3 separate regions of the Homo sapiens genome follow, and all the other regions are linked to region 1. Evidence: chromatin contacts called from ENCODE Hi-C or POLR2A ChIA-PET data. All regions are on one chromosome and are shown on one strand. Each heading gives the region's core, a stretch centred on a gene start or an enhancer-like site at or near the end of the contact. The rest is flanking DNA. Distances are from core to core; before and after follow the strand shown. Region 1 holds the start of PLCL2 (phospholipase C like 2). Region 2 overlaps RFTN1 (raftlin, lipid raft linker 1). Region 3 overlaps RFTN1 (raftlin, lipid raft linker 1).

The links. A loop is a pair of places that touch in the nucleus more often than their neighbours do. ChIA-PET counts read pairs that join two places held with the same protein, here RNA polymerase II (POLR2A). Pooled maps may share reads with other maps.
Region 2: a pooled map shows a loop between it and region 1 (3-fold over the local background). The contact joins the enhancer-like site here to the promoter of PLCL2 in region 1. A Hi-C loop is called at or near these places in 1 of 168 maps with a recorded cell type or tissue (OCI-LY7), 1 of 37 single-sample maps with no recorded cell type and 5 of 50 pooled maps.
Region 3: a loop to region 1 is called in a map of naive thymus-derived CD4-positive, alpha-beta T cell, with 4 times the contacts of the local background. The contact joins the enhancer-like site here to the promoter of PLCL2 in region 1. A Hi-C loop is called at or near these places in 1 of 168 maps with a recorded cell type or tissue (naive thymus-derived CD4-positive, alpha-beta T cell). POLR2A ChIA-PET finds 5 or more read pairs at or near these places in 1 of 52 experiments (OCI-LY7).

What each region holds. Positions count from the first base shown.
Region 1 is chr3:16,882,993-16,887,013 of GRCh38, reverse strand. PLCL2 (phospholipase C like 2) reads right to left here and starts at 2,059. Exons shown (of 6, transcript NM_001144382.2): 1 at 1,648-2,059. The coding sequence starts at 1,974. LOC105376972 (a long non-coding RNA gene) reads left to right here and starts at 2,672. Exons shown (of 3, transcript XR_002959616.2): 1 at 2,672-3,169; 2 at 3,444-3,608; 3 at 3,750-4,021. RefSeq lists enhancers at 1,209-1,708, 1,709-2,204, 3,207-3,915 and silencers at 1,697-2,026, 2,237-2,906.
Region 2 is chr3:16,431,857-16,435,877 of GRCh38, reverse strand. RFTN1 (raftlin, lipid raft linker 1) reads left to right here. Exons shown (of 10, transcript NM_015150.2): 3 at 1,841-2,027. Among named protein-coding and RNA genes, the nearest start is that of RFTN1, 80 kb to the left of the region's middle. RefSeq lists a silencer at 2,024-2,153. Within about 2 kb of position 2,051, at least 3 of the 41 ENCODE cell types and tissues checked have a DNase peak (open chromatin) inside an H3K27ac peak, as active enhancers do; they include OCI-LY7, where a contact is called at or near this core.
Region 3 is chr3:16,466,077-16,470,097 of GRCh38, reverse strand. All of the region lies in intron 2 of RFTN1 (raftlin, lipid raft linker 1), which reads left to right. Among named protein-coding and RNA genes, the nearest start is that of RFTN1, 46 kb to the left of the region's middle. RefSeq lists enhancers at 2,175-2,304, 2,545-2,674. Within about 2 kb of position 1,762, at least 7 of the 41 ENCODE cell types and tissues checked have a DNase peak (open chromatin) inside an H3K27ac peak, as active enhancers do.

The DNA.
Region 1 (4,021 bases), core at 810-3,309:
TAAGTTACACTATGAATCTCACTATGGACACTAATAAAGTTTGATTTTTTAATGCAAAAACAAGTATTCAAAACAATTAAAAGAAAGGGGTTAAAATTAGGTAGGCTGGTATCTTCTTTGGAATTTTCACCTCAAATTTTATTAACACCACAATGCAAAATCACCACAAATATTTTATGACAAATAAAAACAGAAATGTCACCTAACTCTGTCAATAGGATTGATTATCATGCACAGTTGAAAGCAACTTCCATGGAAACATAAGCTACAGAGTAAAAGAAAACGTAAGTCACTAAAAGCTATGTATGCAGCAAAAAGACACTTTACTTTCCTTAGTTTATCTCTACGTGTGTGCTGCAGGTAGTTAATACACTTCATCTCCAAACCCTTCAAATTGTGTCCTTGCCCAGACATAAACTGCGCAAACAGATGACAAAGGGAAATGCAGTTTCACAATTGCCTCTTACATAGAGTAGCAAGATGGTATATTTCACTAGATTACTGCATAAGTTGATAACACCATCAGACATTTTCACAGTACTTGGAAGATTTCTGTAGGTCCAATAAAATTTCAGATACCACCACTGCCAACTCTCTTTACTGTGGCACGTTCTGCCCTCCCACCAGTTATCAGCCACAGGAAGGGTGGGTGCAGCCTGTCAATTTGCTTTGCTGCTCCCTGTCCTGATAACTCCTTGATTTTCAGAAAGCAATGTTTTCATTTGCTCCAAACTTGAGCGAGCCGAATGAGCTGGTCTTGCCTAAGGCTCTGCTCTTCTTAGCTCATCAACTATTTTTTTTTGCACTTCATGTCATGAAAAATATTTTTACATTGCGAACCAAAATGTAACATTAGAATGAAACTAACACAAACTCGGGAGTTCCTAATATTACTTCTTGAGTTTAAAATGCTCAAAACAATCGCTGGCTTTCTTCCGCTAACACTGTGCAAGCAAAACCAAGCAAACTGCCCAAAAGAACTTCCACAGTACTCGAGGCCTGCCTACTGCAGCAAGGAAAAAGATTAAATCGTGTGGAACTGTAATCTCTGAGCTTTTGAGCCTAAGAAAGCGGAAATCTGCATTTATGTTCAGAAATCTACTCTATTTTTCTTTGTGACTGAGTGACCGGATATTAGGAGATTTTGCACCCTCGAAGTGTAAACATTTGTAAGAGCCAACTAACTGTATACGGATCAGAAGAACCCTATTAAATAATCTCTGTTCACCCTCTGTTCGCCGCCTGGGATTTTTAAGAAAATGTTCTCACATTTCACATAATCCCTATCTGTGTTTAAGATACAATAGAAATCTTACAGGGAGTCTGTTAACCAGACTAGGCTACACATAAGAGTATGCCCTACCCCGGCAGGTACAAGGCCCTAATGCCAGACCAATCCTGGAAGAGGTGACAGCCCCAAGTTCAACTGAGGATGTCTGAGCACAGCTCCCCCTGCACATTAGGGATCACCTCTCCATTCTTTCCACATGCCATTTGCATCCAATCCCCGCTCAACCACCCCAAGCACCCATGCTCCAGTGGTTCCTGTTAGCAGTGGGCTTCCTCCTTCCACCACCACTCCCCCAGGGAGAAAATAGAATCCAAGGACGGCTGAGGGTGGGCGATGAGCGCCCTTCTCCCACCTACCTTGATGATGCTGCTCCGGCGGGGCAGGCCGCCCGGCTTGCTCTCCCGGGGGAGGGTACAGACGACCGCGCTGGGGGTCGGGGCGAGCGCAACGCCGCGGGGTCCCCTGGTAGGGCTAGCCCGGGCTTCGTCCCCGGACACGCCGAGGCTGCAGTCTCCGTTGGAAACCCCGCCGCTGTCATAGCGCGCCCGCCCGTGGCCGAGGCGACCTCCCCCGCCACCGCCTTCCCCCACTCCGGCTTTCAGGGCGCCCTTGGCGCCGAGGGCCGGGCCCGGGGAGGTGGGCAGGGCCCCGCCGGCGGCGCCCCCCCGGCCGCACTCCGCCATGGGCGCCCCGCGACCCGCCTGCACAAAGCCGCGTCCTCGCGTCCCCGCGTCCCCGCCGCCGCCTCGGGCCGCCGCGCGCGGCCCCTCCTCCTCTCCTCCCGCCGCCGCCTCGGCCGCTTCTTCCGCTTTTTTTTTTTTTTAATTTAGATGTGATGTTTGTTTCGAGCTCTCGCCTTGCGCACGGTTAAAGTCGCGGCGGCAGAATTATCGGAAGATTCCTGCAGGGGAAAGAAGAGAGAGACGAGTCAGCTCCGGCGCCGGCGGAGCCCCGGCTCTCGGCACCTGGGGAAGGAAAACACGCCCCAACACACGCGCCTCTGCGGGCGCCAAAAATAACCCGCGCGGGCCGGGCGCCCACCCCGGGGCAACCCGCGCCCACCTCAGGGGCCCCAGGCACCCACCCCGAGGTAACGGGGCGCCCACGTCAGGGGCTCGGGGCGCGCTTCCCCGGGGCTCAGAGCAACTGGGGTCGGAGCACCCGCCACGCAGGAAAAGGCGCCCACCTCCGGCGAAGGGCGAGGGGAAGTGGCGGCCGCCCCGACACTCTCTGGACACGCGGAGGCGGCTCCCGAGGATCTCCCGGCCCCGGGCGGGCGGGGGGCGACGCGTGGGTCTCTCCGGACCCTAACTCCCCAGAGGCTGCCGCGTGCCGAGCTCTGTCACGTCCCCTCAGAGCCCCGTTAAGGCCCGCGGCGCCGAGAGGAAGCCCACGGCGGGCAGGGGCGGCCGGGTATGACAATCGCCGTGCGGCCCCGGGGCAGCTCCCGGAGGGGGCAGCCCAGACCCACCCCACCCGCCGGCTGCTGTCTCCTCCCGAGCTCGGCGCTGCCCCCTACAGGCCGCGTGGTCCCTCCTCGGTCGCCCCCTGACCCACCATGAGCCGCCTAGCTCCCTGTCGAGATTGCCGCCGTCGCGGCTGCTGTCACCGAGGCCGGGTCATCGGGCCGCGGGGACCTCAAAGCCGAGTGGACGGGAGCCCCAAGTCATTGCCTATCCTTCGCCTCCCCAGAGCTGCTGCAACTGTCAGTCACCCACCCGGAACCCCGAGGGGCAACTACCAAGTAGGCCTCGGGGCCCGGAACAAGGGTCCCGGGGCTCAGGATCTCGGCCGCTGCGCCTCACTCCTGCCCCAGCCCCGCGCACGGAACTCGTTTCCTTCCCACCCAGTTCGGGACACTCCTCTCTGACTTCCCCAGTAGGTCAGACTCATTTCATACACTGGGACCAATTCCTTTCCCTTGGGCTCCTGATTGATTCAACTAGTTGGAAGGATGCTGAGGCAGGGGTGAAGGCTGGGGTGGCTGGCAGGCTATGAGGGGCAGAGGACATCAGCAGAGCCTATTTCGTGCCCTCTGAGTCTCCACACACAGATTTATCATTGAGACCTTCCCGATTCCCCTACCAGGGATGCCGGCTGGCCCTGCCGGCCTGCGGGGCCCAGCCTAAGTCAGGCTCATCTTTTGGGACAGGATCTCACTTGCAGCGCTACAGCCAGTCCCTCTTCTGGTTCTCACGCACCCACTTAAGGCGGAGTGACTGGCCTAAAAGTCCAAGCTGATCGTGTGGCTTCCGTTCGTAAATATCTCCCCTGGATCTCCCTCCCTGGAGCCAGACAAGACTCAAAACTCCGAAGGGTGAGACCCCAGACCTTCCACCGCCACCCCACGCCCCAGGCCTGGGCCCACCCACCTCTCCATCCCAGGCTCCGTGGGCTCCAGCTTCCTACCCTCTCTGGCACCCCAGCCCTTCCCCAACTCGTGTGCTTTCATTTCCAGGAATGCAGTCCCCGCAGGGCGCAAAGGAGAAACTAATAGTCCAGAGGCGGGGTGAACTTAAAGACCTGGCTTTCATTAGCGTGGTGTTGTAACAGACTGCCAAGGAGCCTCTGAGGAAATGGATTTACGTACATATACATACTCGCCCTTGCCCCTGAAGCAACATCAAATACTTTCATGTTATTCTTGGGGGCGTTTTAATTCTTCCGATCCTCTGAATTCGTGTTTTTGTACATCTCTTTCCAACCTGGGCCTACACACTAACAGAAATA
Region 2 (4,021 bases), core at 802-3,301, 450 kb after region 1:
CATAGTAGGTGTATATATTTATAGGGTACATGAGATGTTTTGATACAGGCACACAATGCATATATTTTTAACCCAGCAATTCCACATCTAGGAATTTATTTTGTATATGTACTATAAGCGCACACATGCAAAATCATGTAGGAATGAGATTTTTCACTAAAAGATTACTTGTAAGAGCAAAAGTTTGCATACTCCATGGTATATCACACAATGGATCTGTAGAAAAGAATGAGAAAGCACTCTGTGTACTGCTATGAAATGGTCTCTTAAGAAAAGTATACTGTTTTGTTTTGTTTTTTTGCTTTTTGAGACGGAGTTTAGCTCTTGTTGCCCAGGCTGGAGTGCAGTGGCGCAATCTCGGCTCACTGCAACCTTCGCCTCCCAGGTTCAAGAGATTCTTCCGCCTCAGCCTCCCGAGTAGCTGGGATTACAGGCATGCACCACCACACCGGACTAATTTTTTATATTTTTAGCAGAGATGGGGTTTCATCATGTTGGCCAGGCTGGTCTCAAACTCCTGACCTCAAGTGATCCGCCTACCTTGGCCTCCCAAAGTGCGGGGATAACAGGCGTGAGCCACTGCCCCTGGCCGAAAAGTATACTGTTAATTGATAAAAATTGATTCTAAAAAGCTAGGTGTGTAATGTTATGCTGACATTTGTGTAGAAGAGGAGGGAAATATATAGACCTGTTCACTTTTGTATGAATTCTTTGATTGTTAATGCATATACACACAAAAAGATAATACTGATTTCCTCTAAGGAAATAAATGTAGGAGGTAGAGGATAGGGCTAGGATGTAGACTTTTCACTGAATACACATTTGTACCTTTTGACTTTTGAACGTTGTTTGCCCTTCTCAAAAATAAATAAATTAAAAATCCAAATTTTAAAATAATTCAATAGGTGAAAATATTCCTGGTTTTTATTTGTGTAATTCTAATGCTGAATTAAAGTGTGTTTTCAAATATTGGTTAGCCTTTTACACTTTTAAGGCAATTGCCTATTCATATATTTTTCCCGTTTAAAAATTATTTTGGGGTGGGGAGTGTTTTGCAAATTTAAGGAAATTAGCCCTTTGTCTTAAGGGTCACAGAAATTTTGTTCCAGTTTGTCTTTTGACTTTGTTTATGCTGCTTTTTGCCACCTAGTATTTTTATATTTGCTCAATGTATTTTTCTTCTTTTCCCTTCCCTTCTTCCTTTCTTTCTTTATTTCTGTGTGTTTTTTTTTAGAGGGTGGAAATGACTTTTTCATTGTGATCACTGATAAGACGACTCTAGATCTAAGACAGTCCATTATTATTTTATTTTATTTCATTTTTGAGACAGTGGCTTGCTCTGTTGCCCAGGCTAGAGTGCAGTGGCCCTATCATGGCTCACTGCAAACCTCCCCATTTCCAGCTCAAGCGATCTTCCCACCTCAGCCTCCTGAGTAGCCAGGACCACAAGCACTGGCTAATTTTGAGGGGGTTTTTTTGTTTTTGTTTGTTTGTTTGTTTGTTTGTTTGTTTGTTTAAGAGAGACCGAGTTTTACTATGTTGCCCAGGCTGGTCTCAAACTTCTCGGCTCAAGCGATCCATCTGCCTCGGCCTCTCAGAGTGCTGGGATTATAGGCCTGAGCCATCACGCCTGGCCGACATCCAATTATTAATGCCTTTGGGTGATTTGGAAAACGACAGGCTGCTTATAAAGTCTGTTTGAAGACAGTAAAAACTGGGACAAACTCATTTTAGCAGTGACCTAGAGGATCCTCCCCGAGGGCAAGGGAAGAGGGGTTTGGGCAGGGCTGAGTGGGCGTTGTGATGGGTCTTTGATGAGCCTCTCCTCTCTCCACTCCAGCGGAGCTCCCTGGGTCCTCAGCAGTGAGGCTGGCCTCCCTGCGTGACCTGCCCGCCCAGCTCCTGGAGCTGTACCAGCAGGGCTTCTCGCTGGCGGCCCTGCACCCCTTCGTGCAGCCCACCCATGAGCGGGAGAAGACGCCCCTGGAGCACATCTTTAGAGCCATCCTGATCAAGAAAACCGACAGGTAAGGCCTCCACGGGTGAATGGGTAGCATCCTGTTGCGGCTAAGTTATGCTCAATAGAGGAGGGGAAGTGAGAGGATGGGGTTGGGGGTTGAAATTTGCATGCTGTCCTCAGGGCCTCAGCCCTCAGACAGGTGAGGCAAACAGTTAGACAACCAGAGAGGTTTCTTTCCTAGCATCCTGCGATGAAAAACAAATGCATGTCCAACTGCAAGTAGAGAGTTCCATTTTACATTCTTTCCCTCTTTTAACTCACTGGATTAAACTCAGCTAGAAAAATGTCTCCTCAGAAGAAGCATATGCCCAGAATGATGTGGCTAGTAAAAGTGCAATACTTTTAAACTGAAAGGCATGACTGGAAAACAAATAATTTTGTTTAGAGGCTATAGACAAACTTAATGTCTTCCCGCAAAGTCTAGAAATACTTTAACATTTTGCGCCTACCATAAATTCTGTCAATCACTTGACAGTTAAAAAAATACAAAAAATAAACACCACCTAAATAAAATGCTATAATTGGTTTGGTCTTGATTTAGATTTTCAGGGCTTGGGGATGTTTTTCAGTTTGGCTTGCCCAGTTGAATGCTTATGCCTATATTTCAGTTGAGCCTAATTAAGAAAAGAGAAGTGGGGTTAGTCTTTCAAAAGGAACAATATTAATTTTTTTAAAAAAAAAAAACAGTGAGGATGGGATGGAGAGAGCAGTATGTTTTTCCTGCTTTCATAAAAATAAAAATTAAAATGAAGTCTGGGAAAGGAAATCAGATTTGTCTTTTGGCCAACTATCATAGAAGGAATGACAGCATGTGCCACATTTTAAAAAGGGAGTACAGAGCAGCTCCTCCTTGTTCTCTCCTTTTAAAGTCACTTTGCAGGTAGACAAAGCATTTGGCTGGTGTGCTCATAAGGGACAGCTGTGAGGCATGAGGTTGCGTGTCTAAGACTGACTCCTCTTTCCTTTCCTTTCCTTTATTTCTTCATGGTTGATCAAGCTCTGGGGCTCTTACTCTACATCAACACACATTACGTCAACACACATTAGAATTCAAAGTGAAAGGTGGTGCATGTTTTTGCTCGAACCCAGAATTCACACATGTTTTGGTAGGGCAAGACTTTTCTCAGTGTCTGCCTTTTATGTGTATTAGTTTGTCTTTCTCTCTCTCTCTCTTTTTTTTTTCTGTAGAAACAAGGTCTCGCTATGTTGCCTAGGCTGATCTTGAAATCCTGGCCTCAAGCGATCCTCCCACCTTGGCCTCCCAAACCACTGGGATTATGGGTGTGAGCCACTGAGCCTGGCTGCATATTGGTTTCTTTTCTTTTCTTTTTTATTTCCTTGAGATGGGGTCTCACTCTGTCACCCAGGCTGGAGCACAGTGGCATGATCTCAGCTCACTGCAACCTTTGCCTCTCAGGCTTAAGCCATCCTCCCACCTCAGCCTCCCAGGTAACTGGGACTACAGGTGCACGCCACCATGCCTGGCTAATTTTTTTATTTTGGGTAGAGACCGGGTTTCGCCATGTTGCCTAGACTGGTCTGGAACTTCTGGGCTCAAGAGAGTTTCCCACATAGGCCTCTCAAAGTGCTGGGATTAGAGGTGTGAGCCACCACGCCCAGTCCATTATTGGTTCCTTTAGGTTGATTGGCTGTTGATCATTATCTGGGTCAATCATGAGAAGATTGGGGGCCACAGTGGTTTTGAGTGACACTGACACATAGGATATGTATAATGACAGTAGCTTATATTTAGTGAGCACTCACTGTATGTGAGGCTTGATCATTATCATTTCATCTGTATCATATGGCTATGAAATAAGTGTCATCTTTGTTCCCATTTTAAAGGTGAGAAAACTGAGACACAAATGTTGAGTTGTCAAGGTCACACGGATGGCAGCAAGCAGAGTTCTGCCTTGCTCCCAGGAAGGCTGTCTCCCGTACCTGCATTCTTAATCCTGGCATGAAGCACGTGCTGAGTTCCTTTACCCACAATTCTTGTGG
Region 3 (4,021 bases), core at 513-3,012, 420 kb after region 1:
CCCATCTCTGGTGTCAGAACACAAGTTTCTGGGTCTGTAGCCTGGACCCCCCTCTCTTTCTGACAGATCTAGGTTCAATTTTCACTTCTGCTCCTTGCTAACCCCATGACCTTGAGCAAGTCACTTAACCCTTTCTGAGCACACAGCTCCTCTGGGTTATTGTCAGGGTGAAATGAGATAACATATCTGGAGCGGCTGGGGCAGAATAAACCTTCAGGAAATGTCCCTGTGTCAACAGAAAGGGTCCTTGGGGATGTACTTGCTGTGATTGTTTGTCCTATCTTCCCCTGGGGTTGACTTTGGCTTTGTGTCCAGTCAGTGCTGTTGTGCAAGGAGGGAAAAAGAAGTAGCTTCATGTTCAAGGTGAGCAAGCATCCTCTGGGCCCAAGGCCGTCCTCTGTGGAAGTCCTGGAGGGGCCTCAGGCCAGCATGTCTGCCCCCAAGCTCCTGGTCCTCTCTCTTCCCCCCTTCCCTCTGTGGAGCACGCCCTACCATGCTCCCCAGTGCGGCATCCTGGAGTCCCACTTTGCGTCTCCAGTTCCTTCCCGCCTGCACCAGGCATCTGTGGAAGGTCGTGCACCTGCCTTTGCACTGTCTCTTGGTGTCAGCTTGTCTTCTCCATTCCTCTAACCAGTGGCCCAGATTTGTCCAGCCTGGATAAGCATAACAGCCTCATAACTGGCTGCTGATGGCAACTCTTGCTATTGTAAAGTGCTTAATAATAATGATGATGATGATAATGATACTATTGGGAAGTATGTAATAACAACAACCGACTCACATAGCACCTAATATATACCAGTCACGCTTCGAAGTCCTTCACATATATTAATTCTTTTAATCCCCACAACACTCAGTGAAGTATATACTATGATTATGCACATTTTACAGATGAGAAAACTGCTAGGGAGTTGCGCAGCTAGGATTTGAACCTTAGTGCCTAGCTCCGGAAGCTATGCCCTTGACTTCTTCAATAGACAGCTAGATATTTTTCACATGTAACCTGTGGGATAAGGACACTGTTATTCTTGTACTTATTTGGACGTGGGATAGGCGGGAACTCAAGGATTGTTAGTGGCCTGTGGCCAAAGGAAACTCCACCTTAGTGGCCAGTGTCAGATGCGATTCAGGCAGGCTGAGTGATGGGGGGAATGGATTGGCCTTTTGGCAGTGAAGAAATGGCTGCATGCCTGCCCTAATGGGCCAGCCACAGGAAGGGGAAGCATACGTACCCTTTTCTGGCTGTGTCTAATTATGTGGCATTTTTTTTGTCTCAGTTATAAAGATTTAATTGCTCCATTGTACTGGGGCACCAGGGCCTCTTATAAGTCATCTTTTATGATTGGTGATAATTGGCTCAGCTTGAATTGGCTACAGCTAGTTGCAATTTCCTTACCATTTTTAATCTGAGATCTGATTTTAGCCTTATCTTTTTTCTGAGTAAAGTTTTTTTTTTTTTTTTTTTTACTCAAACGCTGGGTTGTACGTGAGGAAATGCGTCAGCCTCTCCCCGCTACTCCATCACTCTATTTGGGCTGATTTATGCATTAAGCATCTAATCTAAAGATAGCAAAGATATGAAAAGGCATCTTAAAGTGTTTTAATGGCTTGGAAGAGAAAATCCCACCAAAGGGAGAAACGTGCCCTTCACTCTGTCAGTGTTGTTAGGATCTGATGCCTGATCCCAGGGTGGGGACATTTTTGACAGTCATGGGGTATAGGCAGACAGCATCTAAGGGAGCCCTACTTATCTACCGGAAACTCGAGACAGAATGCAGGTACTTCAAAAACGAACGACAGTGAGGGTTTGGGAACTCCTACAGATAAGTTTCCAAATGAAAAAGATAAGAAGCCTGTCAGCTGAAAGGGAATGAGGAATGAGCCACATAAATTAAGCCGACGGAATTTCTAGAGAGTGAAGTGTGCTGAGGCATCACCAGCCGTGGGATATAAATATAGCTCACCCTGTTATCATTCTGGGGTCTGCAGTCTCCATATTGATGTTTCTATGTTTTGAGTAAGCACTTCCTGAATGTTCCAGTCTTTGAGTCTGGCAGACTTGATTTATGAAGAAAAGATGATGATAATGAATGGGAAAGGCTTGCTGAGGAATTAATTTGGGGGTAGTAGTAAGAGCGAGCCTGCTTCTCTCACCCTCTTTCCCCAAAGTGTACTCTTAGGTGGGTGCTGCCAAAATGCACGAGTGGGGTGAGGGATGAAGCTCTTTTAGACTTCCTTCCTCTGGGGTCTGCTCCCTGCTCTGTCTGCCAGAGATATTTGCTGTGAAAGGCTTTCACCCATTTCTGTCTTCTTTCCTTCCTTTCTTTATTCCTTTCTTCAACTGAACTTTGTTTCCATTCACTTGCATGCCCCTGAAGCTTTTGATGTGCATGAACTGCCGTTGGCTTTTTGCATCTCTGGTTTCCCTTCCATGGCGCACGGTCATCACCTCTTTTGGCCACTCCTCTTTGAGGGCTTTTCTCTGCTTCCCCTTAACCCTGGGCATTCCCCGGGCTCAGGCCCTGCCCACTCTCTTACAGAAGGCTCCTTCCGGGGTCAGCATGTGCTTGGCATGTTTGAGGATCACGAATGAGTCAAGTGTCTGGATCCAGTAGAGATGAGGATGAGTGGCGGGCAGCGGAGGCAGCCGGGGCCATGTCCTGTGTGTAGGGCCTGTGTGGAATGTTGTGGATGGCACTGGAGCAGTCTGAGAAGGAGGGGGCTGCATCTGGATGGCTGAGTTTGTGAGCCAAGGGGCCTCTGCATAAGTGAGGTGTTATTGACCTTGGGATCTTTCTTCCTCAAAATTGAAAGACCAAGGCACTGTGGTTTATTCTCCTGCCTTCCCTCATTTCCAATGCCATCATATCCACTTGATTATTCTTTCCAGCATCTCTCTATGCATCCGTCTGTTTCATTCCTCCCACTGGTTCCCAGGCTCAGGCCTTTAGCTCAGGAGTGGACTACGATCATGATTTCCTTCTACCCAAAACCCTCACCCCCCTTTTTGTTTTGTGTATCTCTCACACATCATTAGACTAAACGCTGCTGGTAACACATTTTTCTCCACACTGACAAGATAAGAATTGACCTTAGGCCTGCCAGTCTCTTTCTCCCACATCTGGCCTTTGCATCCATCCCCCTACTAACCATCTCCTCTTCAATCAGAGTGACCTTCCTTTTTATCCTCCCTCCCTTTGTCTGTAGCGTAATTACTGTGTCTTGACTTGTATTAGATACTCACTGTCTAGAAAGATGGACTGCCTTCCATGTTTTCAGCTATGAGAAGCGTATGTGTGTCTGTGTATGTGTGTCTCAGTGTGTGTGTCTCTGTGTACATGAGTGTCTATACCTACCTCAGTATAGTTCTTGCTTTGAGAAGCTGGCAGTCTTGTTTGGCAGACAGGAGGTATGATTTTGAAATTCGCAGGTAACAGGTTGGAAGAAACTTCTGCCTGTAAAGAAGGTTGGTTTCTGAGGATGGTTGGTGTTTTACTTTTTCCTTAAATTAGGAAGGAGCCTGAGTTCAGGCCCAGAAGGAAAGGGGTGTAATGGCTGCTTCTCTGAAACGGCCTTAAGTGTTCATCAAAGAACAGAAGGAATCCTCTGCATCTTTTTCTGAGCTTCATGAACCACCAGTTGAGGAATTTGGAGTATATGATGTTGGAGGTCACTTCATACTTCGTAATTTGGTAATTTTTGCAATATTTTTACTATCATAGGTAAATAACAACAGAGATTTCATAGATATTACATCTTTAAAAGTAAAGTAAAACACTGATTTCTTTTTTTCCCACGTAAATCCCTGAATAGGAATGCAGTCCTCATGTGTACCTGTTCCTTTGCAAGCTGGGATGAGAGGACGATGCAAGTTAAAAGTGTTCTTTGTTGCAAGAGCAGGACGTGCTAGGCAGACAGTGGCTGAAAACGGAATGTGATGAGAGATGCAAGATTGTGGTGCATGGTGTATCCTGCATTCAAGCGCTTGGACCCCAAAATTGAGCACTGGGGAGCCACAGAA